2 separate regions of the Homo sapiens genome follow, and region 2 is linked to region 1. The links are chromatin loops, found by intact Hi-C in ENCODE. Cell type or tissue: OCI-LY7. All regions are shown on one strand.

Region 1 (2,500 bases):
TAATTAATCTTTAAACATCCAAAAATGGTCCTTGTTTTTCTTGTCTCTGTCCTTTGTGTGGTTTGGTATAAGGAGAAAAACCATAATAAGCTTCTCCTTTCATCTTGTTTTTGTGTCTTGAGAAACTTGGCTTTGTAATCCCCAAATTTATTTTCTGGTCTTCACTACCCAGGAGGGCATATTTGCCAGACATATACTAGGCTGGGAATCTGAAATGTCTGTTTTTCCAAATGTGTAGGTTCTCAAAAAAAAATTGCCTTTGTTATCTCAGCCTTCATTGCCTAACAATTAATGTCTTTGCTTTCTTCTTCTTCTTCTTCTTTTTTTTTTTTAGGTGGAATCCTACTCTGTCGCCAGGCTGGAGTATAGTGGTGTGATCTTGGCTCACTGCAACCTCTGCCTCCCAGGTTCAAGCGATTCCCCTGCCTCAGGCTCTGGAGTAGCAGCAGCTGGGACTACAGGTGCGTGCCACAGTGCCTGGCTAATTTTTTGTATTTTAGTAGAGACGGGGTTTCACCATGTTGGCCAGGATGGTCTCGATCTCCTGACCTCGTGATTCACCCACCTCGGCCTCCCAAAATGCTGGGATTACAGGCATGAGCCACTGTGCCCAGCCCAACTTTGCTTTCTTGAGCTATTGTAGCAGGACAAGCCGCAGACAAAACCCCTCAGACACCAAGTTGTAGAAGGAAGGGCTTTATTCAGCTGGGAGCATCGGCAAGCTACCATCTTAAAATCCGAGCTCCCCAAGTGCACAATTTCTGTCCCTTTTAAGGGCTTACAACACTAAAGATTTCACATGAAAGGGTCGTGACTGATTTGAGCAATCTAGGGGGTACATGACAGGGGCTTCATGCACCAGTAGTCAGAGTGAAACAGAACAGAGCAGAGAGTTTCACAATGTTCTTCCATACAATGTCTGGAATCTATGGATAACATCGGTTGCTAAGGCATGAGTTGATTTTTAGCTACTAGGCAGGCCCAGGCCTGGTTTCGGGTCTGGTTTTGGGTCTGGTGCCTGGTGCCGGGCTGCCTGCCTTTGGTTTCACTTCCTTGTTTCTTCTTAAAATAGGTACTGAGTATGAAACAATGTAAAACAATATGAGAAGGTCTCTCTCTTCCCTCACTATCTTTGGGAGGAGCTTTAAATATTGGGAGGAGTTGCGTGTACCCTTTTTGAAATGAAATTCTTGTGTTTATTGATTTTAAGCCATAAAAGGGCTTATTATAATAGTTTTGAGTCACAGATGAAGTAGGTACACATTTGGAGATTTGGAAACTATCTGTATGACTCTTGACATTCATTAATGATCCCTACATCCCCACCCCTTGTTACGGTAGGTAGCTAATCAGACATGAAGAGAGCAGGAAAGGGCTTCCCCAACTCCCTGACACACACACCAGGAATGTCAGGTGACCATCAGGTGATGATCAGGCAGTTGTTAACTGTCTCTCTAAAATAATAATTGTTCACAGTCAGTGCCAGGGAAAGGCAGTCTCCGAATAAACAGAAACACCTGAAACTGGTGATCAATAGCTTCCTGACAAGATGTCAGGATTTGGAGGAGTTGGCTCAATCATGCACATTAAGAAGCAAAATGGCAGAGTTTAACTGGTATATGACTTTCTAGGGACATTTGACTGATAAGGGAAGAACGCCTCAAGTGTATGCATGCATACAACTCTAGTAAACACACTGTGCCTGCTCCCCTCCCAAGTGCTGACAGGCCACTGCACATATAGACAGCCCACCCCAGGGGAAGAATCGGGGGGGAATGAATGCAAGATTCTGGAAGCATCTCAACTTACAAAACCCAAAGTCAAAAGGTCAAACCGCACACTTGATCTCTCAAGTTGCCCCGTTGGCCCTCTTCCAAGTGTACTTCCTTTCATTCCTACTTTAAACCCCCTTTATTTTATTTATTTATTTATTTTTTGAGATGGAGTCTCGCTCTGTCGCCCAGGCTGGAGTGCAGAGGCACGATCTCAGCTCACTGCAACCTCCGCCTCCTGGGTTCACGCCATTCTCCTGCCTCAGCCTCCCGAGTAGCTGGGATTACAGGTGTGCACCACCACACCCAGTAGAGACAGGGTTTCACCATGTTGGCCAGGCTGGTCTTCAACTCCTGATCCTCAAGTGATCAGCCCTCCCAAAGTGCTGGGATTTACAGGCGTGAGCCACTTTGCCTGGCCTTTCAAGCTTTTTAATAATCTTTCACTCTTGCTCTAAATCTTGCCTTTGTCTCTTTCCCCCTTATGCCTCCTGGGTTGAATTATTTCTTCTGAGGAGGCAAGAATTGAGGTTGTGGCAGACCAGTACAGATTTACTGCCGGGAACATGCATTGGTGCTGTGTGACTTGGATATGTTCTGCTCCTAAAACCCTAATGTGGATGACTTATTTTTCTGGTTTTTTTGTTTTGTTTTGTTTTGTTTTTGTTGTTGTTTTTTTTCTTATTGATTGATCTCTTATTTTGATGTTTTATCTATCCAGGTCATAT
Region 2 (2,500 bases), 1.3 Mb before region 1:
CTGCACCCATCAACCCATCATCTACATTAGATATTTCTCCTAATGCTATCCCTCCCCTTGCCCCCTACCTCCCGACAGGCCCCAGTGTGTGATGTTCCCCTCCCTGTGCCCATATGTTCTCATTGTTCAACTCCCACTTATGAGCGAGAACATGCGGTATTTGGTTTTTTGCTTTTCTCTTCCTGTGTTAGTTTGCTGAGAATGATGGTTTCCAGCTTCACCCATGTCCCTGCAAAGGACATGAACTCATTCTTTTTTATGGCTGCATAGTATTCCATGGTGTATATGTGCCACATTTTCTTTATCTAGTCTAACATTGATGGGCATTTGGGTTGGTTCCAAGTCTTTGCCATTGTGAATAGTGCTGCAATAAACATGTGTGCATGTGTCTTTATAGTAGAATGATTTATAATCCTTTGGGTATATACCCAGTAATGGGATTATGGGGTCAAATGGTATTTCTGGTTCTATATCCTTGAGGAATCGCCACACTGTCTTCCACAATGGCTGAACTAATTCACACTCCCACCAACAGTGTGTAAGCATTCCTATTTTTCCACATCGTCTCCAGCATCTGTTTTTTCCTGACTTTTTAGTGATCACCATTCTAACTGGCGTGAGATGGTATGTCATTGTGGTTTTGATTTGCATTTCTCTAATGGCCAGTGATACATCATGAAATTTCTTTCAGTTTCATTGGAACTGATAGAAATTGTCATTGATATTCCATTGTAATATAAAGCCATTAACAGCCTTTCTTCCTGTGTTTTTTGCTAATCATCCTTTGAACAGAACGGATGCTTTTGTCTTTCCTTTCACTACTACATTCTAAAAGAACAAAGATATTTTTATCATTCATTCAATAAAGAGTAGGTACCTACAGGTGTACAAAGCATTTTTTGTAGATTTAAATCTCAATCTGCACTGAAGGAGTTCTTAAATTAGGGCAATAATGTAGGTTTACAAAAGACAGTATGATTTTGCATGAAAATGCACTGGGAAGTGCTTTCATAGATGTATAAACACATTCTGAAGAGAGAGAATTTCTTATGCCTGACAGGGCTAATTACAGATAATTTTGTGAAGGAGCTAGCATTTGAATTCATCTTCGGAAGCAGTTGGGATATTAGTGGCTAAGGATGGAAGTGGAGAGACTGTACTGTGTGAGACACAGGGGCAGGAGATACAGGGTGTGTGGCATTAGAGGGTGGGGGGTGGGTACAAAATTTGGCTCTGGAGATAAGTGGGACCATATCTGGGAGGTGACTGAATCTTAGACTATGGATTTTCTTCTCATATTCATTGGACATGAGGGATAATTGAAGAGAATTTTCATGACCAGAGGTGTGTTTATGAAAATTTGTCAGCACTGTTGAGTATAAATTGGAGCATCATGAAATTGGTAATGAGGACGGTCCTAAACAAGACGTTGTAGTAGTATAAGTAAGAAATAATTGAAGCCTAAACTGAAGATAATGGCAGTAGGAATGGCAGTAGGCAAAAGAAGGAATGGACACAAGAGTGATTTCAAGAGACTCAGCATAACTTGCTGCCATATTCATTTATATTTCCATGAATCCTTTTTGTCATTCCTTAAGTACATATTGTACATGTACGCTATTTTCCTTCAATATATTCAGTGGTGGAAGTTAATTGATTAAACAATTTTAGTTTTGTAGCATCAAAGTCTGTTTACTCTTGTGACAAATAACTGAGTTCAGGTTTGTTACAGAATTTAAAAGAGTTAAATATACCATTTGCATAAACAAAACAAAAGGGAATCAACAGTCTCAGTAATACTGATTAATGATTTAGGTATATTGATAAATCCTCTTATCTGGGTTCTATGTTGTTAGTTTTATTTTCCGTCACATTTTGTTTTTCTTATCTCTGATGCACGTATAAACATAAAGCACACAAAAGCTTTAGTTGGGAGAATTTAATTCTTTCTGAAATTCTATTCGGATTTTGAGTCTCACTCTTTGATTTCTCAAGTTCTGAGTCATGAGTGTTTGGGCATAAAAACCTGATGATCTTTTTTTAAATTTTCATTAGAAAGAATTAAACAAGCAAACAATCAGAATTGCTTAATTGAACTACATTTGAAACCAAATTATAGAGGTAGTTATAATTTTATCAACTTTTTCTGTCCTACGATCTTTCTTATTAGACAAGTCTGATAGGCTTTGTAAGCAGTATATATGACAGGTTTTCATTGAAATGCTGCCAGTGTTGAAGAGGAGAAAAGCTGATTTTCCAGAAGTGAGAAAGACAAGGAAACAGTCACAATTTTTTAAGATTAGTTGAGGAATACCACACTTGGCTTCTTGTTATTGAAGTTTTTTGGTGTAGGTCTAACAATAAAAATCTTGTAATATTGGTTCCATATGTATAGCTGCTTACTTGTTTCATGTAATACTTTCATCACAAAAAATATATATCTAATATTTCTGTGATAAATTATAAATACAGTATTGGTTTTGGTCCTTGGAGGAATAAC

The links. Hi-C counts contacts between places; a loop is a spot of excess contacts. Peaks named below come from ENCODE experiments on the same cell type or tissue, not always from the same donor. Only the 100,000 strongest peaks of a DNase experiment are listed, where the experiment ranks them.
Region 2: a loop joins it to region 1, with 6 times the contacts of the local background. A loop is called at or near these places in 1 of 110 quality-filtered maps.

Annotation. Positions count from the first base shown.
Region 1 is chr3:104,520,630-104,523,129 of GRCh38, reverse strand. It overlaps LOC105374021 (a long non-coding RNA gene), which reads left to right. Exons shown (of 6, transcript XR_007096271.1): 5 at 335-461; 6 at 2,494-2,500. Among named protein-coding and RNA genes, the nearest start is that of ALCAM, 850 kb to the left of the region's middle. RefSeq lists enhancers at 1-569, 1,066-1,345. In OCI-LY7, no CTCF peak of the experiment used is centred here; DNase peaks (open chromatin) are centred at 449 and 989; H3K4me3 peaks cover 2,304 bases; H3K27ac peaks cover 2,500 bases.
Region 2 is chr3:105,813,625-105,816,124 of GRCh38, reverse strand. All of the region lies in intron 3 of CBLB (Cbl proto-oncogene B), which reads left to right. Among named protein-coding and RNA genes, the nearest start is that of CBLB, 54 kb to the left of the region's middle. In OCI-LY7, no CTCF peak of the experiment used is centred here; no DNase peak of the experiment used is centred here.